Regions from separate parts of the Mus musculus genome. Here region 2 is linked to region 1. A link is a loop called in an ENCODE intact Hi-C map of the cell type or tissue named here. Cell type or tissue: left cerebral cortex. All regions are shown on one strand. Links, peaks and the distances in the headings refer to the core of each region. The heading gives the core; the rest is flanking DNA. Region 1 has its middle 20 kb from the start of Laptm5. Region 2 holds the start of Mecr (mitochondrial trans-2-enoyl-CoA reductase).

What was found. Peaks named below come from ENCODE experiments on the same cell type or tissue, not always from the same donor. Only the 100,000 strongest peaks of a DNase experiment are listed, where the experiment ranks them.
Region 2: a loop joins it to region 1, with 3 times the contacts of the local background. A loop is called at or near these places in 2 of 42 quality-filtered maps.

What each region holds. Positions count from the first base shown.
Region 1 is chr4:130,886,872-130,899,179 of GRCm38, forward strand. No RefSeq gene overlaps it. Among named protein-coding and RNA genes, the nearest start is that of Laptm5, 20 kb to the right of the region's middle. In left cerebral cortex, for the core only: a CTCF peak has its summit at 5,576 (motif pointing left); a DNase peak (open chromatin) is centred at 5,557.
Region 2 is chr4:131,837,948-131,850,255 of GRCm38, forward strand. Mecr (mitochondrial trans-2-enoyl-CoA reductase) reads left to right here and starts at 5,524. Exons shown (of 10, transcript NM_025297.2): 1 at 5,524-5,731. The coding sequence starts at 5,556. Ptpru (protein tyrosine phosphatase, receptor type, U) reads right to left here and starts at 331. Exons shown (of 31, transcript NM_001083119.2): 1 at 137-331. The coding sequence starts at 209. In left cerebral cortex, for the core only: no CTCF peak of the experiment used is centred there; a DNase peak (open chromatin) is centred at 5,510; H3K4me3 peaks cover 1,318 bases; H3K27ac peaks cover 673 bases.

The sequences.
Region 1 (12,308 bases), core at 4,020-6,519:
GCTTCCATCACTGATGTGTGTGATTGCAGCCTCCCTCTCTGATGGTTTGGATATGTGTGGCCCAGGGAGTGACACTATTAGGAGGTATGGCCTTGTTGGAGTAGGTGTGTCATTGTGGGTGTAGGCTTTAAAACCCTCATCCTAGCTGCCTGGAAGCCAGTATTCTGCTAGCAGCCTTCAGATGAAGATGTAGAACTCTCAGCTCCTCCTGCACCATGCCTGCCTAGATGCTGCCATGTTCCTGCCTTGATGATAATGGACTGGACCTCTGAACCTGTAAGCCAGCCCCAATTAAATGTTGTCCTTATAAGAGCTGCCTTGGCCGAGGTGTCTGTTCACAGCAGTAAAACCCTAACTAAGATTCCCTCCTCGATCTCTGGTGCTGGGTTTGCTCGCTCCATCACATTCTCCCACCATTTGGCAGGCACCTGTGACCTTGGCTCTGTGCATACATGTGGGAACAGTACCCGGGAGTCACACTGCTGACACAGCAGCCATGTTGTACCAGGCCTCTGGGGCACTAAGCAGTCAGGAGAGAGCCATGTCGCTTTATTTAAAATGAAGTGGATTCTAAACACCACTTAAAAACACATTAATAATGGTGTTGGTGTGTTATTCATCTTGGAAAAGTGACAGATGTTTCCCTCAGCAAATCGCTGATGGGGGAGTGTGAGGTACGGAGCCAGGAGATTGATTAGCTCCTGTCAAGGGGCCCATTATGGTTGCCTGGTCACCTCCTCGCTCCGCCTGCCCCCGGCTGCCCCGCTACCCTCTAGGGGATGCTTATTTACACAATCTTCCTCCAGGATTTGGGGGCTGTGTGCTGGTGTGGCTGCTGTTCCCTTATTTTGGGGTGAATACTCTGACTTTCCTTTGGGGTCACATCTGTCCCTTTCTCCAGCCCCATCCCAGTAGGCACAGGGTTAGTCTTTGAGACTTCCCCAGAGGGCCAACTGCTCCAGGCTGAGCCGGTGTTTGCAGCTGGATCTAGAGGTACCTGAGGCTGACCCTTTAACATCCTGGTGACTGAAACCCAAACTCTCCCCTTAAAAAGCAAAGCAAAGCAAAACAAAAACCAAACCAAAAAAGCAAAAAACAAAACAAACCCCACCAAATTCTCCCCTTAAAAAACAAAACAAAACAAAAAAGCAAAAACCAAAACTTACCAAACTCTCGTCAGTCCATGCAAATTGCTAGCTATCAACAAGAATTACAAATGATACATAGTGTGTCTTGACTAGGTAAGTTGTTTCTCTGTGGAGGCCTCAGTGTTCCCTCTGGGCTCTTCCTTCCTGGGAGGGCTGTAGAACCCAAACTTGGAGAGGGTCACACAGAGACAGGCGGTGGCTCAGCAGCCTTTCCCGGAGCTCCAGGGCACACCGGGCGTACCCACGGCCACTCCGGTATTAGGGCAGGGGCAGAGGGACACTACAGTCAGGAGGAACACACCTTCATCTTGCTCTTTGTCTCTCAGTGGCTCCTGGTCCCTCCAGGATTAAGTTTGAATGAGGAGCTGGAGGGTAGCTCCGTTGGTAGGCGGCTCACAAAGGCAGCGTGCATGAAATCCAGAGTGGGTCCCTGGCACTGCCAGAGCCAGGGCGGTTGGTTGTGCGTGCCTAGAAACCCAGCACTTGGGAGGTGGAGGCAGGGGGATTCAAGGTCGTTCTTGGCAACATAGCAGGTTCCTAAAGATACCCGAGACTCTGTCTTATAAAACAACAACGAAGGGAAGGAAGGAATGGGCGCGCTACACTGCCAACCCTGTGCTGAACTTCCCGGCCCTAAACTCAGGGAGTGTCCCCGGGGCCTCACTTGCAGGTGAGCTCTGACCCCTCTCCCTTCCCATCCCATCCCACCTGCCAGGCCTCACTGCTCTGAGTCAGGACTCTGCCCAGATCCATTCTTCACTGTTTTGTTGTTATTGTTGTTTTGTTTTGTTTTGTTTTGTTGGCTCTGTTTTTGGGGCCTGCTCAATGAGCTAGTATTGGTCAGAGAGGTAGGAGGTACCAGTATCAGGGCCAGCCAGTGCTGAAGGTTGTGGAGAAAAATTAAGCTGGAAGAAGGGAGGGTGTGCTATGTATGTGGAACATTTTCTTCCTTCCTTCCTTCCTTCCTTCCTTCCTTCCTTCCTTCCTTCCTTCCTTCCTTCCTTCCTTCCTTTTCCTTCCTTCCTTCCTTCCTTTTCCTTCCTTCCTTCCTTCCTTCCTTCCTTCCTTCCTTCCTTCCTTCCTTCCTTCCTTTTCCTTCCTTCCTTCCTTCCTCCCTCTCTCTCTCTCTCTCTCTCTCTCTCTCTCTCTCTCTCTCTCTCTAATGGTTTACAGAGAGGTTATGAGAAAGAGGGACTTTTAAGCCAATACCCGATATGTGAGAGGAAATCATACATACCATTGAGAAAGGCAGGACTGCAGATGCAAAGGCCCTGTGGTGGGCATGAGTTTAGAATGTTCTGGGGAGGGCTGGTGAGATGGCTCAGTGGGTAAGAGCACCCGACTGCTCTTCCAAAGGTCCGGAGTTCAAATCCCAGCAACCACATGGTGGCTCACAACCATCTGTAACAAGATCTGATGCCCTCATCTGAAGACAGCTACAGTGTACTTACATATAATAAATAAATAAATCTTTAAAAAAAAAAAAAAGAATGTTCTGGGGAGTTGGACAGAGTGCCGGGGAGAGTGGGGAGGCAGAGGAGGAGGGGGAGGACACTTATACAGCCTCATGGGCTGCTCACTGGCTTTTACACGGAAGGAGATAGGTCCAGGGGATTGGATTCCAGGGGACAAGGGTTAAGGAGAGAGACTGGAGGGGTCAAGAGAGGCGTGATAAGATAGGTTAGAAATCCAGGGTGGGGCAGCAAGAATGGCAGAGAGATCTTCTTGGGAAGCTGCAGGTGACAGGTGACAGGGGCTTTGCCTGTGGGGTGGCAAGAGGGCAGGTAAAGCCTGAGACAGAAACCTTCCCTGGCAGAGAGTCAAAGGCCAGGGGTTGGGGGGGGGGGGGAGAGGACGGAGGCACAGCAGGTTGCCAAAGAGGGCCAGGAAGCTGGAGCAAGACCCAGGGTAACTGCGCAGTCATCAGGACAGTTGTTCCCAGTGCCACCTGCTGCCAGGAAGCCACTCATCCCAGGTCAGGGCTTGGCTATGCACCCTGGAACAGCTGGACAGGATGACTCTGACGAGAGCATCAGAGACAGGGCCTGAAGCCTCCAAACGGAGACAGAAGCCCTCTGGGCACCAGAGTCAGGGGTCAGGCTTTAGGGACGTCTCTAGAGCAAAGGTTCAGGGAGCAAGGGAAGTGGCAGCCATGGGTTGTGGAGTGGCATGGGTGGGGTCATGCATGCATGCATTCGTTCGTGCGTGTGTGTGCACGTGTGCGTGCCTAGAGCAAACTGGAGCTGAGCCTGTCAACAGCTGACCGGAAGCTGCTGGGGAACTGTGAGTACTCTTTATTTTCAAATGCCTTCTGGCTTCTGCAGAGTGGCCTTTGGAGGCCTTTGATCTGTGTACACCCCCTCCTACACCCCTTCCTGTTGCCCCTTATCTTGGCTCCTCTGGCCTCTAGTAGGGTCATGGCCTCTGTCCCTGCTGTCTCTGATCTCTGCCAGGCTGTGTGGGCCCCCAGGGCTACCCCAGCAGGAGGCTGTGTCAGTGGGCATATCCCCAACCACCAGGCTTCTCTGGCCTGTGAGGCTCTTTGTTTGGGACAGTCTCTACAATTTGATCTGGCCCAAGTGGGACAGGAAGTGATCTCTGGTGCTCATCAGACAAAAGGCCTCTTGGAGGCCAGGAAGCAACCACTGGGGTTATCTGTCCATGGACTCATGGACCATCTGAGAGACAGATGGAGCCTGGGCTCCTGGGACATTATTGCTTCATGGATGTTGCTACTATTACAGAAGGCTTCTTCCCCCAACTCCTGCTGGGTTCTCCATGAGCCTTGTCAGCTCATCCCCTACCCTGCCCCCAGCAAGCCTTGGGACCCCTTTTGGAGGAGGCTTCTCTTTCTGAGCCCTTCTGCTAGTCTCGTGTGTGTGTGTGTGTGTGTGTGTGTGTTGTGGGGTGGGGTATGTATGTGTGTGTATGTGTATATGTGTGTGCACTTGTGCGTGTATGTGTGTGCATGTGTGTGTATGTGTGTATATGTGTGTATGTGTGTATGTGTATGCATTCATGTGTATGTGTATATATGTGTGTTTGTATATATGTATGTGTGTGCATGTGTGTATGTGTGTATATGTGTGTATGTGTATGCATTCATGTGTGTGTGTATATATGTGTGTGTGTATATGTGTATGTGTGTGTATGTGTATGCATTCATGTGTGTGTGTATATATGTATGTGTGAGTGTGTATATGTGTGTGTGCACACATGCTCATCATTCTTCCCCTACCCGCTCCCAGGGACCAGAGCTGACCACAGCTCAGGTGATGTCACCCTCCAAGACACTTAGCCATTTATGATGGCTTTAGGAGCTTCTCAGAGAGATGGCCCATTACCTGGAGAGTTTCTTCAATCCACATATAAAGGAAGGGGTCCACAATGGTGGAATGTCCATCTGTGCAGGTGCGAGGAGGGGAGACGTGAAATGTTGGGGTGTGTGTGGGTCAGCTCCCGTGTGCCCAGTCAGCCAGCTGCTGGAATCCCCAAGGCTTTGCTCTCCATTAAAGGGCTGGCAGTCAGTGACTCTTAGCTTCACCTCTGTTCAGAGTCTCCATCCCGTTTTCCTTTCCAGGCGGGAGGAGAGAGCCAGGTCAGGGTGTCTCCTTCCCTAAGACCAGTTGAGTAAGCCCTGTGTGTGTTCTTAGTCCTGGATGGGAAAGCCGGGGTCTTCGGTACCTTTTCAGCCTCCTTCAAGGTGGGTCTGTGTTCTGTGGCCATGTTTTAGATGTAGAAATGGAGGAACCTTGTGACTTATTATTGTGCACCTCCAAACACCCAAAGTCACACGGCTCCTAATCCAAAAAGGGCCTAAGCCATATCTCAGCTGCCTCCAGGAAGGGCCGCAAGGACGCTCTAGAGTGTCCATTCTCCATGGACCCACTATGGGCTGACTTTGCCTGATAAGGACCCTGTCCTTAATCAATGGCCTTCAGCAGGTCTGTGAGCCATGACCACAGCTATGTCACGGTTTCTAAATATGCCCCGGAGGGGGCAGAGGCTTCGGGGCACCCACATTGAAGCTTGACATGCTCAGGAGGGATGCAGACGACCTTGGGTGCTTTATCGCCAACGCATGCCTCAGTTTCCCCATACCACAGCGGCATTGGGTACATGTGGGTGCCGTTGTCACCTTCTCAGTCTCTCTTTGCCTTCCTTCACATGGGCTTCCATCTGGGCTGAGCTCCCTGCAGGGTAGAGGAAAGGACAGATGTAGGCATGCATGCTGTGTCTCGTTTCAGCTGTGTCTGGGAGCCATCTATTCCCGGGGCCCCACTTCTGGAACAAGGGCTCCGGTTCTAAGCGCTTGCCTAGTTTGACAACCCACATTGCCAGGAAGAGTACTCTCGGGCACACCTTTTTAATCTTCTCTACCACAGTTTAAAAGCAGAGACCTGCTGCCCTCTGGTGGCCGTTCCTTGGTATTGCCTGGCCCCGGTGGCCAAATCCTCTCGCCTGGACAAATCCTGTTTTCTTTCCTTGCTTGGGGGAAGGTAGGTAGAAGTAAGCTCCTGAAAGCCTGCTATCGCTCCTGCGCCTTCCAAGCCAAGGCCCTGGTTGGGACTTCCTTTCTTGTTTGGTGGAAACCTTTGTTCCTCGGAACTCAGCATGGTCATCCCTGCGTGAGAGCCCACACTGATGGGTGTGATCTGCTCAGCTTCAATCTGTTCTGATATTGTCAACTTGACAGAATCTGGAATTGTCTGAGAGATGGACTTCTGGGTCTCTCCGTGTGGAGAGCTATCTTGATTATGTTAATTAATGAGGTAAGACACATCTTAATTATGATGGGACCACTGGAAGGGCAGGGGACCCTGAACTGTACAAGATGGAGACAGCAAGCTAAGCTCTGGCATCCGTTCTGTCTCTGTGGTGCGATGCTTCTTGACTGAGGATGCAATGTGGTGTCTTGCCTCCATGGGTTGTAAGCTGGAACTTCGAGCTAAATAACACCTTTGTCCCTCAGTTTACATTTGTCAGAGTATTTTTTATCATAGCAACAGGGAAAGTGTCTAGAGACACTGCCCTTCTACAGACGTCCAAAGCCAGGTGTGGTGGCTCATGCATTTAATCTCAGCCCTCAGGAGGCAGAGGCAGGCAGATCTCTGTGAGTTTGAGGCCAGCCTGGTTTACAAAGCTAGTCCAGGACTCCAAGACAGCCAGGGTTGCTTTCTGAAAAACCCTGTCTGGGAAAACAAAACCAACCAACCAAACAAACAAATGAAGGACTCCTAGGGTCTCTGGTTCCAAGGGAAAGTATATAACAGTTCTACTCGAAAGATCCTTTGTTTTCTTAGAAGACTGTTACTAGCCTGAGTTCAATACTTCCCCCACCCCCTTTGAGTCAGGGTCTCATGTAGTCCAGGCTGCCCTTAAACTCAATATGTAGCGTAGGTTAACCTCTTGCTTTCTTCTCCTGTGTGCTGTGGACACCATGCCCTGTGGATACCACTACATTGTGTTGGGGATTGGACACTGAGCTTGGTGTGCTGTGTGTCCTAATGGCTCTCTGTTCCTGTGGTGAAGCCTCTACCCAAAGCAGCATGGGCAAGAAAGGGTTTATTTGGTTTACAAGTCACCGTCCATCAGTCAGGGAAGCCAAGGCAGGAGCTCAAGGGAGGACCCTGGAGGCAGGAACTGAAGCACAGACCATGGAGGAGTGCAGCTCACTGGCTTGCTCTTCATGCATCACTCTGCCACTTTCCTTACGCACCGCCTAGGTGTGGTGCCGCCCACAGTGGGCTAGGTTCTCCTACATCTATCAACAATCAGGAAAATGCCTCCCAGACTTGCCTGCAGGCAATTTCTCAGTTGACGGTTCCCTTTCCCCTGGTGTGTAGGTCTGTGTCAGGCTGACAAAAAAATGTGACACTAGGTGGCACTCGTTCAACTGAGTCAGGGCCCTAGACCCCCAGGTCCTAAATAACAGGCTCTAGATTACCAGGGTCCCAGGTCCTCAGGCCCCCAGGTCTCCAGGTCCCCAGGTCCCCAGCCTACCAGGTCCCCAGGTCCCCAGGTCCCCAGGTCTCTAGGTCCCCAGGCTTCCAGTCCCAAGCCCCCCAGGTCCCCAGAACTGTTTTACTGATTTTTAGTTAAAAAATGTTAGTAACAAGATGTATAACCTGAGAATATCCATTTATCTGTCGTTCACGCATAGTTGAGCAGCATCCAGCACGCTCTCCTCGTTGGGAGACTGTCACCAGTCTGCATCCCCAGAACACCTCACACGCCTACCCACTTCCTGGCAGCCATTGCTTCTGCTCTGTCTCTGTGAGTGTCCACTCTGGGGACTTCATGACTGGAGTCACGTAGTGCATTTAGTTTGCTTAAACCTCAAGGCTTATCTGTGTTGTAAGAGGATGCCAGAACCTCCTATATGTTTACGTGTGTGTGTGTGTGTGTGTGTGTGTGTGTGTGTGTGCATGCAGAAGCGAGAGGAGAGGAGATGTTTGACACCTTTGTCTGTAGTTCTCCATCTTCTTATGTTTTATGACTTTGCAGTGCTCGTGCATTTTAACTTTTTCTTAATAAACATTTAAAATGTTTAGTTAAATATTATTATTAATATTTATTTATTTATTTATGTTTTTTTTTTTCGAGACAGGGTTTCTCTGTGTAGCCCTGGCTGTCCTGGAACTCACTCTGTAGACCAGGCTGGCCTCGAACTCAGAAATCCACCTGCCTCTGCCTCGCAAGTGCTTATTTATATATTTTATGTGAGTACACTGTCGCTGTCTTCAGACACACCAGATGAGGGAGGGCATCGGATCCCATTACTGTGAGCCACCACATAGTTGCTGGGAATTGAATTTAGGACCTCTGGAAGAGGAGTCAGTGCTCTTAACCACTGAGCCATCTCTCCAGCCCTAGCTAAAATATCATTACATCATTTCTCTCTTCTCTTTCCTCCCTCCAACTCCTCCTACATTCCCTTGCTTCAACCTCTCCTATGGCCCCGCCCCACTCTCTCAGATTCATGGCTTTTCCCCCTTTGATGATTATTGTTATATACATACATGATTTCAGGGATGAGCACCTGGGATTGTATGGCTATTGTGGGCTCGTCCTTGGGGAGGAGTGATTTCCCCATCTCAGCAACTGTTCATCATTCTTCGTCTGGGGGAGGGGCCCTGTGAGATTTCCCTTCCATGTCAGCGTGCTTGCTGGTGTTGTCTTTGTTCCCGTCTTGCTTAGGCAGCCATGTTGGTGAGATACCTTGGGTGTAACTGCCCTGCTATTTCTAGGAGACACAATCTCACAGCAGACTTCCCGGCCCTCTGACTCTTCCAGTCTTTCCGCCATCTTCTGAGATGTCCTCTGAGTCGTAGGTACAGACATTGTGTTGTTCTCTATCATTTGGCCACTTGGTTTTCTGTTCCGGTCTCTACTTGCTCCCAAGAGTATCTTTGATGAGGGTAGAGCACAGCTGCCAGGGGAAGACGGCTCAGAGCCTCTGTCCTTGTCTTAGATTCTGAGATAGAGATGCTCGCTGCACCCGGAGCTCACTGATTGGCTAGGAGAGCTGGCCAGAGCTCACTGATTGGTTAGGAGAGCTGGCCAAGGAGCCCCTGGGATCTTCTTGGTCCCACTCTTCAGAGCCAGGATTATAGGAGCCTCTATTTTGGGCTTTTCTATGTGGATGCCAGGGATCCAAGCACCTTACCGACCGAGCCACCTCTCCGTTCTTGCTTTCTTGATTTTATGACTAAATAACCACTCCATGAGCATGTCTGTACCCATCCTGTTAGTTTGTCTGTCGCTCAATGGAGACTGGGTGACTCCCATTCCTGGAACTATTGTGAATAATGCTTCTGTAAACCCCAGGCTTGAACAAAACCAGTTGAGCTCTTGTTTCTGCTTCCCCTGGGTGTGTCCTGGGAAAGGGCTCTGCTGGGTTGTTCTGTGTTAGTGTTTCTGAGGCTCACCAGCAGCTGGGCCAGCTCATGTTCCTGCCAGCAACATGCACGTCACCGACTGCTCCTGTCTCCTTTTGCTTCTTCTCCCTTTTCTGCTTCTTTAAAAAAGATCACAACACAGTAGCCATCCTAATGGATGGGAAGTAGCGTCGTATTCTGGTTTTGTTCACATTTCTCAGTGATTAACGAGGGTGTGTGTTTTCTCAAGAGCATATTGATCTTTGTTACTGTTTTAGAATTAACACCTATTCTTCCCTGCTAACATCACCATCAGCACCACCACCATCATCAGCACCACCACCACCATCATCACCACTATCATCACCATCACCACCACTACCATCATCACCATCATTACTATCACCATCATCATCACCAACATCATCACCATCATCACCACTATCATCACCATCATCACCACTACCATCATCACCATCATTACTATCATCATCATCACCACCATCACCATCATCACCACCATCACCACCATCATCACCAGAACCACCAGCACCACCAGCACCACTGTCACCATCACCATAACCATAACCACCACCATCACCATGACCACCTTGCCTTTCCCTAGGATTTATCAGGTGCCTGGGTGAGGTTCTGTATATGGCCAGCAGGGGGAGAACTTGATCTAGGATGGGCATCTGTGCTGGGCTTGGAAGGCCAACATACTCTGTCACAGGGCTGTTTCAACCATGGCCCTGTTTCTCGGGGTTTGGGTCTGAGGCACAGCTGGTGAGTGGTGGGGCTGGGATTGGACCTTTGTGTGTGTGTGTGTGTGTGTGTTTGTGAGACGCCAGGGTTTTGTGGTTATGTGTAGCCCTGGCTGGCCTCAAACTCACCTATAGCTGAAGATGACCTTGAACTTCTGACTCTCCTGCTTCCACCCTCTGACCCTCCTGCTTCCACCCTCTGACCCTCCTGCTTCCACCCTCTGACCCTCCTGCTTCCACCCTCTGACCCTCCTGCTTCCACCCTCTGACCCTCCTGCTTCCACCCTCTGACCCTCCTGCTTCCACCCTCTGAATCTGGAGTTACAGATGTGCACCGCCATGGCTCACTAGCCCAGACTTTAAATTCACCTGAAGGGAGTGGCAATCAGCAGAATCGAGAGGGGACAGGCTGTGGCAGACAAATCTAAAGCTGGTCCCCTAGCCCACACAGTCAGTACCAGCCTGGGTCTTACACTAGTAGGCCTAGCGTTGGAAAACCAGAACAGGCAGCTTTGTTCCTGAGGAACCTGTGGTGCTTACCAGGGAGAAGGGTGCTGGGGACCAATGCTCTTCTAGCTGGGGACACTGGTAGAGCCTGTGGGTGTACCCCTACTCGGGCCCAGATAGAAGCTCTCAGTGTGAGGGAGTCCCTGTGAGGAGCATGGGGGTGGAGAGGGTCCTGTGAGGGGTGTGGGAATTGAGGAGGACCTTTGAGGGGTGTGGAGATGGAGAAGGGTCCCTGTGGGAGGTTGGGAATGAGGGGGGCCCCTGTGAGGGGTGTGGGGATGAACCCCCCTATCCACACTGTGCTCTTGGCTGATGTTATCTTTGGAGCTGGGCTCCAGGGTTCATCTCTCAGAGCCTGAGATGGGCAGGGTCTGGGTACACAAACACCAGGCACACTCAGGCTTGGAACAAGGCTTCCCCTTAGCAGTTTCTACAAGGCTTTCAAAAACAAGAGAGTGAATTCCTGTCTCCTGCTGTAGCTGTTAATTTATGTTAATCAGATGCTTGAAACCCCAAGTCCCCTGGATACCTGGGTCTAGGGAGGATGGAGCTGGCTGGAGAGAGGATGAAGTGGCCTTGTGTTTCTGAGGTGGCTCTGTTGGCCTTTACCTGGGCCCCACAGCATGGGTTCTGTTTCCCATGAACCTTAGCTGTGTGAGGCCATGAGAGGGGGGCTCTTTCCTGGTGCCCAGATACTGAGGAAGAGTGAGGGGCTGCTCTGTTGTCTGGTAGGAAAGGTGACCAGCTAAAGGCCAGGTCATAAGTCATGGGCCCTCATGAGTCCACAGACTTTCCTCCCTGGACACCTCAGGGGCACAGAAAAGAAAAGGAAGCCCTTGTGGGCAGCTTCCATGACAGGTAGCTGGGGCTCAGCGCCTGCACTTGCCTCTTAGCTGCTGGGGAACAAAGTGTCTTAACCTCTGTGCCTCAGTCTCCTCACAGGAACTGGGGACACTAAGTGCTTCCTGCCACAGGATTTGGGATACCGAAGGATGTGCCCCATGTGGGGAAGGGACACTTTGGAAGTAGCTGTAACCCATTAGCAGCCATGAGGCTCATCTAGAGTCTGGACTGGAATTTCTTCTCTGGCTCCTTCCAACCTGATGAGATTCTCCAGGCCCCCTCCCTCTGCAGGTGAGACCTCAGCTCTTTCCAGACTCTTCCATCTATGTGTATGGATTGTGTCTGTATGTCTGTATGTGTGTGTGTCTGTGTGTTTGTGTTTGTGTGTGCATGTGTGTCTGTGTCTGTGTGTGCATGTGTGTCTGTGTGTCTGTGTGTGCATGCATGTGTCTGTGTGTGTGTGACTCTATTTGCACAGAGGATGGCAGTCTGGTTCCTACTTCCTTAATTTGGGTGGGCTCTGTTACCAGAAGGCTCATTTCTGTTCTGCGTGTTCAAAGCCCTGGGGTCCGTGCCACATTCCGGTTTCTTATTACCCAGGTTAGTCCTTGAACCTTCTTAGCAGCCTCTACTCATTCATTCAGGAACTGGCTTCCTTTCTTCTTTCTTTTGAGCTCAGGAGCAACTCTCCTCCCTGTTTCCTGGAGCACTCTCCCTCATCTGGAGCACTCACCTGACTCTCCTGGAGCACTCTCCCTCATCTCCTGGATCACATTTCCTCCCTGATTCCCTAGAGCACCCTCCCTCCTCACTCCCTGGAGCACTTTCCCTTCCACATCCCCTGGAGCACTCTCGCTCCTATCCTGGAGTACTCTCGCTCCTATCTCCCAGAGTGCTCTTCCTTATCCCTTGGAACATTAAGTCTCTCTCCTGTCCCCTTGTCCACTGTCACTTCCTTACTCCCCGGGGTACTCTTTCTCCCCATCCTTGGAGCACTTCTCCCTCTTAACCCCGCAACACTCTCTCTTCCTCATCCCCCGGGCACTGCCCCTCTGTCTGCTGCCCTCTTTACCACTGACTTGCAACCTTGCCCGGTCAGAGGCCATTCAGGTGGCCGCTGGAGAGGACAGCTTGGTGTTCTGTCATAATAGTTGCCACAGGTGTGA
Region 2 (12,308 bases), core at 4,527-7,026, 950 kb after region 1:
ACACTCAACCTCAGTTTGCACACAAACTACAGACACAGCGGCCACAGAAGCTTGGAGCACTCCGACACCAGCGACAAGCCATCCCCGGCCCCCCGGGCACTCGCGGGATAAGCTTGGAGGGACCGCGCGCGCTTACCTGCGGGAGTCTCGGTCTCAGGCGCGCAGAACTGGAAGGTGAGCGCCAGGACCAGAGCCTGAGCCCGGGCCATGGCCGCCGCCTAGGTCCTGGAGACCCGCAGCTGGGGAGGCGACGCCTCCGGAGCCCGACCGGGAGCCCAAGGCGAGCGGGAGCCGTAGTGGAGCAGTGCCGCGCGGAGCGGGACTGGCGCCGAGTCCAGAGCGGGAGCCCGAACGAGCGGGGCGCTGACGTCAGGCCCCCGGGCGCGAGTTCCGCGGTCTCGAGGCGTCCCCTGCTGGTGGTGTCGCGCGCTGCGGCCCGGTTCCCTGGGCCCGCCGGCCTTGGCGTGCCCATCCCCCACTCTCGCACCCCGTCGACAAGATCCATCGGCCGGTGCCGGTGTTCAGGTCGGCACTCTCAACGCATCCGTTGCCCACGGCTGAGACTGTAACCCAGGAACCCTTGGCTCCTCTGTTCCCTCAGTTGCTTAAGTTTTTCCTACCTTGACTACTCTGAACATAAACTCCCAGCTCCCTCCAATGACAGAGCACTCTTCATCTACCTGAAACGTTGTTGGGCCTTTGGAATGTTGCCGTTTACTTTCAGTAATATGAAATTCACTTCTCTCTTACTGACGCTCGTGCCTCTACAGTAGCCTCCGGCTACTCGGAGTAAGTAGATTTGGAACTCTGCCCCGTCCAAGTTTTTGCACAACCACCAGCATAGTTGTCAGTGGCTACTTAAGACCAGGTGCCATGTGTGCCTCTCTCTGGGACTCTGTTCATCTTCACTATTGCCCTAGGGGACACACACCATTCTAATGCCATTACACAGTTGAGAAAGTTGAGATCATAGAGCGTGACTTTTTCAAGATTATGTGTCAGTATGAGGCGACACCAAGATCTGAATCAAGGTTGTCTGGTTCGAAATGTGTAAACAAACGAACAAAAACCGACTCACATCTGGAAACCCATTTGCTTCTCAAATACTGAATAGATATGGGCTTGTTGGTTCAGTGATGACTGTAGACTACCGAGGAGATTAAAAAACAAAGGCTTGATCTCCGGGAGCTAGAGAGACGGCTCAGTGGTTAGGTGCGTGCACGCGGCTCTTGCAAAGGGCTCAGGATGGATCCCCAGCACCCTTGTCCAACCACCTGTAACTGCGCATCAGACCAGCACTTCTGGCCGTGTATATTTATAAAATATAAAATTATATTTTAAATATAATTTAAATATTTTTTAAAATCCCCACCCTCATGAAGCTTACATTCAGGAGGAAGATGCAGGAGAGGGTGGGGGGGGGGGTTGGAACCTACAGTAGGGAAAGTGGATCGCTGCACTTCTAAACAGACTGCCTGCTATGTGATGGACTTGGTATATATCCCCCATGTTTAGAATGTGTGTCCCCCTAGGGAAGCTTTTTCCCCCGGGGCCTGGTATCCCGCATACTCGATGAGTAATGAATGAGCGGGTAACTGATAGATGAGTACTTACAGAGAGGGCCCTTGCTCTCACGAAGACTTCATGCCGCAGATAAATAAATACATATGGAACTTCAGTCTGAGGCATGCGCCCTCAAGGAAATGAAGCTCTTGCAACAAGGAACACTAAAAGATGGGGGGGGGGGGTCGGGTCACGCTTCAGAAAAGACAGTCCAAGACAGACGCCTTTGCCAAGGATGTGACCCCATGCCACGTGATCTTAGACCTGACGTGTGAGGAGCCAGCCTCAAGCACACCAATGGGAAGGAATGCTGCAGCCAGCCAGACCAATGGGAAGGAACGCTGCAGCCAGCCAGACCAATGGGAAGGAACGCTGCAGCCAGCCCGAAGCGCGAGCCTTGGTCTAAGAGGGAGCCCGAATGGAAGGGTGAAGAGGAACGGCAGGTGCAACTGGAAAAGTTGCCAGGGCCTGCAGACCACACAGAAAGCCGAATACGGAAGACATTTTGAGTCAATAAACACTAAGAAAATGATCAGCCGCTGGAGAGTCTTGAGTTTTGGTTTATTACTTTCATTCCCCCCAACAACTAATGGGCAGAGATGTTGAAGGAACTCATTTAAGTACAGGTCTTGGCGTCTGTAAGGCCTCCCTATTTCTTGTCTCTTCCCTCAGTTGGCTCACACTGAGAAGCTACCCTGAGGCTAGAAAAGGAAGAACTGAGCATCCCTGGTCTCCTTGGGTCCTCAAACTGCTGCTCAAGGAAGCAAAGACACAGCTCTCGAGGACCCGAGCATTAAACTGAGAGTCACCATGAGACAGAGGTAGAGGAAGGAAAAGTGATGGGCAAGACAGAAAGACATGCTGAAACAGAGAGAGATCTGGCAACCCGGAGCCGGCTGTGCGTTGGAGGGGGGGAGAACTGAAGTTTTGGGGTTTTGGTTTTTGTTTGGTTTTTGTTGTTGTTGTTTGCTCTTTTTATTAATCTCAAGTTTTGAGGTATGGACACTGAGAATCAGAGAGCATGATGTATTTGCGCAAGGTCACTCAGTCAGTCCATAAAGGTGTCAGGATTTGAACTCAAATCTGATCGGTTCCACGTTCTCTTGCTCCTTGGTCAGAGGACAGCCTCAGAGACTACGGTGAATGTGGTGTGCCAGTGTTAGCAACAGGTAAACAGAGGAAGAGAACATTGTTCCCCTTTGCTTTAAAAAGGGCCACAAACTTCAACAATCCTTGCAAGATAGAGAAAAGCCCTGGCTTGGAGTGGCTGCCCCAAATCTAGGGAGAAGGATAGGGTACCACAGTCAGTGCCAGGTCAGGAAGAAATTCAATTACCTGCAACTCATGGAATATTTATGATGCCTATCCTGTGTTAGGCCCCATATTGAGTGCTGGCATCCCGGAGATGAAATTTTGCCTGGAGGGGGAAGTGGACATATAAATAACTACAAGATAGTATCCTAAAGGCCATAACATTAGCCCAGAGAAATTACAAAGGCATTGGGGTTTGCTCAATAGAACAATATGTGAACCTGGAATTCCCCTGGAAGGTTAGACAGGAAAATTCATTTCAGTCGATCGAAACCTGAATAAAAGCGTAAGACAAGGAAGAGCTGGTGAGGGCGGAGTTGGGTGTAGTTGGGTCGCTGGCTATGTACAGTGCAAAAGATAAAGCCAGAAAGAGGGTAGGCATCAAAGTGCATATGGTCTTGAATGCAAAGCTAAGGCCAATAGGCTTAAACCCCTTCACCGGTTGTTCTCAAACTGTGTGACTGCCAGATGGCCTAGACCAAAGGGAAAGGTGAAAGGGTGTGGAGGGAGATGAAATCCAGCCTTAAGGAGGAAAACTTTCCAGCCTGATTCTCCAGACTTTCCTAGTTGGCTGCCTGGGGAGGAGGAGGAGCCAGTGGGCGGTGGGGGTGAGGGGATAAAGAGGAACATCCCAGTGTCACCTAGAGGATGCAGCAGAGGGACCTTGTGAACTTTCTGGCACAAGTATGCCTCCCTGTCACTGTGGAAATAGGTGTTCACGTGAGTGCACACCTATTGTGAGAACAGACTTTTCCCCTACTGGTAGGTATCAGATTTCTCTAATAAATGCAGTTATTGAGTCAAACCCCAGTGTTTTACAAAGTGATAGCTCTCATTTCATCCTCACACCATATTCCTGGAATCGTTTTAGAACGTTCCATATGTCAAACAGTGTGCTAAGTGGTTCAAGTGGTACTCGCTCCCTCGGTCTTCAAGACAACCTTGGGACTATTAGTCTCTTGATTATTGTTGAGCTTTTTTTGTCTTTGCCTTGTTAGAGATCAAACCCAGGACCTCACACGTGCTACCACTGAGTGTGCTCTACCACTGAGCTACCTCCCTAGCTCAGTTCCCTTCATTTTAACCATGAGGGAAACAGAGGCACAGAGAAGCCAAGTGACGAATTCAAAACCAAACATCCAGGAAATGGCAGAACCAGGATGCAAATCTAGATTTGCCTGAGTCCAGTTCCCAAAACCTTAATCTCTATGCTTTGGTGGGCTCTCCTCCTCAGAGAAAAATTTGTTTCCCACGGCAAGCTTTGGGTCAATCATCTTTGTCTTTCAAACGCTCTCTGATACTTATTTCCTGGGCTACCACATCACCGGACTCTGGGGAACGTCTAAGAATGTATACCTTTGGATCGTGTACCTCTCTCCATGTTTCTAAATCAGGAGTCCTAAAATGGAACCTCATCTGATTTCCATGCACGCAGTTTGGGAATGGAAGGACTGCCTCCTGCAGCACTTCCTTGCTCCCTTTCTTCAGCCTGCAACAGTGCACACTTGCATGTACACAAATGTTCCACGGACGGGTTATTTATGCTGATGTTTCTTTTCCACCAAAACTAAGAACCTGCGTCTTTCCAGGTTAATACCTTTTACAAAGAATTTTCATTTCCCACCCAATCTCTTTGTATGCTGTGAGCATTTTAAACGACATCTTCCTTCATGGGACCCCTCTCATAGCTGAACAGCTTGATGGTTTTACAATGTATTATCCTGTCAACCTTAACATTGTTCTAATGTTTTGTTTTTATTTTTCCTTAACATTGTTCTAATGTTTTGTTTTTATTTTTCTTCCCAAGACAGATTTTCTCTGTGTAGCCCTGACTGTCCTGGAACTCACTTTGTAGACCAGGCTGGCCTCGAACTCAGAAATCCGCCTGCCTCTGCCTCCCAAGTGCTGGGATTAAAGGCGTGCGCCACCACCACCCGGCTTCTTCTAATGTTTTATCCATTCCTCACAACCGTCTGAAATGAGGTATATCATTTTCATGGCATCAATGAGAAATAGGCTCCAAGTTGCGCTCACTTGCCCAAGCTAGGAAAGAGCTGCTAGGATTTGAGCCTGGTATTCCTGGTATGTTAACTCTGGGTAAAGAAGTCCCCAAGTCTTGGTAGAGCATGCCTCTAATCACAGCACTTGGGAAGCAGAAGCAAGCGGATCTCTGAATTTGAGGCCAGCCTGGTCTACAGAGGGACAGCCTGGAACACACAAAGAAACCTGTCTCGAAAAACTGATGATGGTGGTGATGCTGGGCTGATAAAGTCTTTGTGTTGTTCTGGGGGAACTGAAGATGAAATGATACTTTAAAAAGTCTGGCACAGTGGTATCTCAATAAAGAGTGCAAAGGGGATACTGAGGCCAGAATGTAAATGACTTCCCGGAAACACCACGCGACAAGCAGCAGTCACAGCTTTAAGCCAGTTCTGAACTCTCTTCATGGGTAGGCTGCTTTGGCTAGCTGTGCAACTTCTCCAGGTCTCTGAATACCTTACGTAGCCCACCCTCAATCCTCACACCAGTCCGGGAGAAACCCTACACCAATACCTGGGCAGAGAGCGAGCGGCCTCTTTTAAAGAAGGGGGCGCGGTCACGAGCGGGGCGGGGCTCAGGCTTGCTGTCGCGGACGAATGACGTAGTCCAGAGCGCCGGATTCTGCCAGTGCTGGAAGCAGCATGTTGGTCAGCCAGCGAGTGACAGGGGCGCGAGCCCGGGCACCTCAGCTTGCGGGTCTCCTCGAGGCTTGGTACCGCCACGGCCGGACCACATCCTCCTACTCCGCTCTCTCTGAGCCGTCACGGGTGCGGGCGCTGGTCTATGGCAACCATGGGGATCCAGCCAAGGTCGTCCAGTAAGAGTCGGCGCCGCCACCGGGGAGGGAGCTGGGGTTCCTGGAGGGTTTTGAGGCGGGCGGCGGACTGCCAGGAGAGGACAGGGTCCGAGGAAGAGGGTTCTGCTGTCCTACAGATGCCGAGACCCCAGGGCGTGCTTGCTGACCCGACACCGGTGCTTTCCGGCGGCCAAGGACCCGCGAGGCACCGGTGCCAGAGTTTACTGACCCATATTGGTTTGAAGATTGTGGCAGTCACTCCTTTGTCTCAGTGGATGCTTCCGACTATTTGTCACAGCAACAGTCTGGGGGTATTTATTGCATTTTTTTTTCAGATGAGAAAAGCGAGGCATAAGAAAGTTAAAATTAACATTTGCCCCAAGTCACCCAGCCAGTGAGAATAGAAATTTGAACATACGGTCTGACAGCCTACCTAGATTCTACACCTGTTTTTAAATAGGAGATTATTGTTTGCCTTTCACAGAGGCCGAGGGGCTTGTCTAAAATGATACGGCTAATTAGTGATTGGAATAGGTGCCGGAATTCACCTGTTTCTCATGCGAGTTCCCTTCCACCAAGCCATGTGTGCATCTTGGCCTAATTATGACGAGTTGTTTAAACCCAGCTTGATGGCATGTGCCGTTAATCCCAGCACTAGTGAGGCAGAGGCCCGCAGATCTCTGTGAGTTCAAGGCCAGTCTAGTCTACATAGTCAGTTCCAGGATAGCCAGGACTATAGAGAGAGACCCTGTCTCAAAACAAACAAGCAAAAAGGAGTTGTTTCATAATCCCAGGATGCTGAGGTAAAAGGGTTATGAGTTTGAGACCAACATGGGTTGCATAATGAGCCTTTGTCTCAAAATACACACTCACAGTAAAAATACATAAAAATTTAAAAAAAAATCTTCAAATACAGTTTAGGGGATGCGCATGGTGTGTGCCTGTAGTCCCAGCACTTGCTAAGGGAGGAAGATTGTGAATGTAATGCTAGCCTGAACTACATATTGAGACCCTGCCTCAAAAACAAACAAAAAGTGGACAAGTTGGGCTTACCAACATGCATCTTATTATTATTATTTCTTCCCTTCTTAAGGTCTCCCTGTATGGTCCCAGCTAGCCTAGAACATGTTGAGTAGCCTTGGCTGACCTGGAGTTTCTAGTGATCCTTCTACCTCTGCCACCCCCAGCCCCCAGCACTGGGGCTGAAGTTGCCTGCTTCTAATGGGGGAGGGAGCTCCTTTGGTTATATGTATGTATGTTTGTTTGTTTGAGATTGGGTCTTTGTAGCCCTGGATGGCCTGCCTCTGCCTCCTAAATGCTGGGATTAAAGGCTTGCAACTCCAAACCTACCCACCCCATCCCCCTTTTTAAACAGAGGCTGGGCTCTTAACTTCCAAGTGCTGAGATTGCAGGTGTGTTCCCCACTGTTCCTGCTCCCCTTCCTTTCTCTCCCCTCAGACAAGGTGTTCCTGTGTTGCCCAGGCTGATCTGGAATTTGTGGCCTCTCTTCCCCCCCCCCCCAGGTTCTCAAGGAATTTGAATTATTGTTGATATTCTTTTACATTGTTCTAGAGTGGGTGTGGCCAGAGGGCCCATGCCCCTGAGTTTATCCGAAGCTCCTCTCTGACTGTCAAAGCACCTAGCCGGTACATGAACCATTACAGTAATTCTGTCTGCTGTGAATCAAGGAGTTATAAAGGCACCACAGGGGAAACTTCCGGGGCTTTTTGGTGGAGTGACATTTGTTCATTCTTATCCCTGTATGGTATATTTGTGATGTGGCCCAGAGAACGAAGTGACCTTGCCAAACCCTCAGCTAAGCCAAGTTAGGGCAAAGAGCTGACTCTAGATTCCCTAATTCCCAGATTGGTGCTTTCACCTTAGCCCTACTCCAGACAACCTTAACAGCTCTTTTGACTGGTAAGATATGTGTAATTAGTTGGTAGCTCACATGCGGAAATTATGAATTAAGATCCAACAGAATTTTATAAGAGGATATTATAGACATAGAGGTTCAGAGGTTGACTAATTTGTCTAAGATCAAACATCTCATATTTGATTTTAAGAGAGGGAGGGAGGGAGGGAGGGAGGGAGAGAGAGAGAGAGAGAGAGAGAGAGAGAGAGAGCGCGCTAGCTCTCAGGAGTCAGTTCTCTCCTGCCGTCTTTAGCGAACAGGTGATGGAGCTCAGGTATCAGGTCTGGGCATCAGTACCTCCGACTGCTGAGCTGACCCATCAGCCATAAGTTGTATTTTGCTCATAGGGAATCAATCATGTCAGGATAGACACTTCCCTGGAGATTTTGCTGCAGTGAGGTGATAAAGTCCTTATGAGCAGGCCTCCATTTTCAGAAATGAACTCAAACTGAGAGCAGTGAGGTGGTGCTCCCAAAGGCTCATCATTTGTGTCCCTCGCCAGCCTGCTGCAAAGCACCTGCTCCTGTCATGTTAGCCGAACCCAAAGCTCATTTCGTTAAGAAGGTCACCTTTTATTGCATTCTCCCAAGGTGATAAGGAAGGCTTGGGTGGTTAAACAGCTGTGTGCAGTGGCCTCCTGATTGGTTTCCTGTTAGAGTGCCAGGGAAGCTGGGAACAGCCCAGTCTGTCTACAGATGCCTCCAGGAAAAAAGCCAGCAGCTTTTGTCTTCTATGTAGACTTCTAGTTATTTCCCCAAGTTCAGAGCATTCTCTTCAGCCTGGATTCACAGCTCAGTCTGTCACCTGTGCTACATTTGGAAACTACTTCTGGGCTCTGCCTCTAAAGTGCTCAGTGGGTCTATCTCGGCCTAGGGTGGCCATTTATTTACGCTTTTCAGGCCTCCCGGTGACTGATGCCTAGCCATTGTTGAGGAGCAATGCCTACAGATAGATGGCCAGGCAGTAGGGATTGTCCCTGGTCTGGCCTGACCTTCCCTTCTGACTCAGATTCAGACAACTTTGCATGTGGGCTGAGGCCAGTGACCGATCGAGATTCCCTTTGTAGTCCTGTGTAAGGTTTACAGTGCCCACAGCCACCAAAGAATCAAATGTTCCTTTCCCATCTTAATGTCTGGGCATCACTGGGCCTGGTGACCAGAAGATCATGAAACTATCCAAAATCCAAACAGTAGTTCCCAGACAGGTGTGTTGTGTACTGTGGGCCAGTGCTCTGGGAGGTGGGGGGAAAGTATGAAATCAGGCTGCAGAGTCTTACAGGATTCTGGACATTTCAGAGGTGGCCAGAGCCACTGTTCTCTGTGCAGACTTCTAGATTCTGTACCACAGAGGTCTGGAAATCCAGATGTCCTTTTCTTTCCTCCTCCCTAGACCCTCCTGCCCCTCCCCCATCCTACAATGTGTTCCCTCAGAATGCTGCTCTCTTTAGTGATAGTATGGAAATAACTCTCATTTATTGTATACCTACCAAGTAGCAAGCATTGAACTAAGTTCTCTCCAGTTTCTTGGGATGCTGAAGCAGGAGACTTGTTTGAGCCCAGGAGTTAAAGATTAGGCTGGACAACATACTAAGACCCTCAAAAAAGAAGGGGGGCCAAGGGGCCGCAGGAATTCAGACCCATCCCTGTATTCCTGTATGTCCTTGTTCGACGGACCAAAATATGAGTCCCAAGAAGATGGGCAGGATCACCAGGAAAGCCAGAAGAGGCCCAGCAAGGCTGGTGAGTGACAAAGAGCTCTGGTCCCTAAGAGTCCAAGACTCGGTTAGCTCTCCACCAGCTTAGGCCACTTACACACCCTGCTGTGGTCAGGAACTGAGGAACCATCTTCCTCCCATTTGCAACTTGTGTTCTGCTTGTTAATTAGTAAAGTCTCAGCATCCTAAGCACTTCATTAAATCACAGAAGGCAACCTGCTAATCATGAGGACTACATACAGACCTGAGCAACACCACAGGAGCTGTCAGTCACCTTTGCCCAGTGCTATATGAGGGCACACATTCCTGCCTCATGTGCTGAGCAGATGGGGAGGTCTGTTCGGTTATGTGCTCTCTCAGTCGGGTCTGACTAAAATTATTTGCAATGATGGAGTGAAAGATGAAAGAACAAATGGCTGCTGATTAAACATGGGAGGCAGGAAAGAGCGCTCAGCAGAGCTGGCCAGTGTCTACCTTACCCAGCAGATAGAACTGAGCAGTCCCCCGGGGACTGGGATCTTTCTTTCCCCTCTCAAAAGGCTCTTTCTTCTGCCTGCTTTTGTTTCTCTTGTACTTGATATGGCATCACAGGTGTACAGCCTGAGCCTCAAAGGAGCCATTGTGACCTTATCCAGCCTGGGATCTGTCAGCTGAGACAGTGGCAGCCCTCGACATTGCCTGGCGCCGTCATCAGACTCACAGGGGAAAGACCCGAACAGTGCTGAGAGGTGACTTGCAACACAGCCAGGTTGTGTTTGGGGGCCTCAGTTGAGTTCTGCAACACAGCCATCGTTCCCTTCGGTGAATTAAAAAAAACAAACAAACAAAAAAACAAGTGGAGTGAGGATTGCTATCGTGGCACCAAAGGGAGGGCCAGCTCCTGGAATTCAGACCCTTCCCTGTATTCCTGTATTCCTTCTTGTCTCAGCAGCGGTATCCTTGACGACGCTGTTAGAACTGTCTGCAGGCACAGTGTCTGTGGTATTGATGGCATTCCATGAGGGCAGGCTGGGGCTGGTCTTTCCTGATGAGATACAGCTGGACCAACACAGCTCACCCCAGGAGGAAAGCAAGTATTGGGCCTGCCTCCCACCACCACCCACTGGTGTACTCGGCTTCCACTTCCCAGACTCTAATTTCTGCCCTGCCTGTCTCTACCTACTTTCTGCCCTCTTCTGTAAATCTCTGACAGGCCTTCCAGGAGCCAGATGAGACCAGGGATAGTTTTCAGTTCAATGTCCTATCTACTCTTGAGAGTAGGTCTGTGAAAATCGTGTTCCAGTCAGGGGAGCTGGACCAAGCCTCCTGGGTGCCTCTACTGCAGGACTTCTCAAAGCCTTCATGGTGTGTTTGCTGACCCTTAGGAAGGGAACTGGCAGGGAGTGCTCCTCAGATGTACTGAATCCTAAGGAAAGCTGATGTCTCCTAGGAGAATCCCCAAGTCTAGTTTAAGAGCAAGTCTTGCTGCTTTTGTTTAAGCCAGCTAACTTAGTTTCTCTGAACCTCAGCTTTCTTCCTTTTTAAAATTAGCATGATGTGATGCCCGAAGCATGAGCACTGGGGAGATAAGGAACCTGTAGATGCAGATTGACAAGCTTGGGAAGACTCAGCTAGCTGTCCTTTTGTTGTCCAGCCTGGTGGCCAGAGGTAAGGTTTAATACACAGTGGGCTGGCAGCTCTTTATGTCTAGCCAGAGCATAGTCTGCTGCCCATCCCCCAAGTCACCTCCATCAGACTTCAAATACAGCACCTTTCTGCCCACTGTCAGTCCCTCCATCCTTCTTCTCTGTTTGCTCAGCCAGGAGCCCAAACTAAGTCTGGGAGTCATCACTCTTAGGCCACATCTCTCACTGGAGATGAGTTTGGACCTCGATACTTGATAATCACCAAGGAGAAACTAAGCACCTCCCATCCCGCCCCAGCGTGCCCGCGTACACACACACACATACCAGATGATAACTAAAAAGGATTCTGGCTTCCGAGTCTGAAGGATCCCCAAACTCTTTCCATAGTTCCCAAGAAGCTCTGAAAACTGAGGGTTTGGAAGGAAAGCAGATTGTCACTGTCTGTTCTTCTGGTGTGAATATTCATGCCTCTTGATGCAGGAGTACCCGACCACAGGGCTGCCCAGCCCTCCGGAATATAGATAACTCTGGAGGACATCAGATCCCAAGAACTCCAGAAAAGAGATCTTGAACCTATGCCTTGATCAATTAAGAAACATACATGGAGCCAGGCGGTGGTTACGCACACCTTTAATCCCAAAATTTAGGAGCCAGAAGCAGGTGGATCTCTGTGAGTTTGAGGCCAGCCTAGTCTACAGGGCAAGTTCCAGGGCCAACAGGACTACACATAGAAAAACACTGTCTGGAAAAACAAAACAAAAAAACACCTATGGAAGGACTTCATAACCCATGCAATGATCTTAAGTGGTATAGTCACCCCTGCTGCCTAGCAGAAGTAAGAAAGTGACCATTTCCAGTGGACAGCTCCAGGAAGAGCTGCAGAAGTACATTTTGAGCTGGGTCTTGAAGGCTAGATTGAATTTTTCATTTCACGGAGAAACTGTGGCAGTGAAATCCTTGCTAAGGGAGGAGTGTGTAGAAAAAAGTGCAGGAAAAAAGAAAAGCTGTATCTAAGCAGCTTGAGCTCCTGGGCTTTGTCAGCTTACAAGACAAGTCTGGTTATCTGTCAGGATGCAGGAGAAGCCATGGGGATAACTCAGAGGCAGCTAGTCTGCAAACCTGCTTGCTCCAGGCTGGACTTTGCTTTGGGATACAGACTAGACTCTCAGGAAGTACCACGTATGGCCTCCCAAGGAGGTCCACTGGGGAGACCCTGGCAGTGCCAGCACCCTCCTCTCTCCCCTCAGCCAGTGCAGCAAGGCCAGGTCAGGTCAGGGCTCATTTCACAGCTTGGGTTGGAGGCTTACCAGGTGGCTTCTTTTACCATCTGAAGGCCAGGTTCAG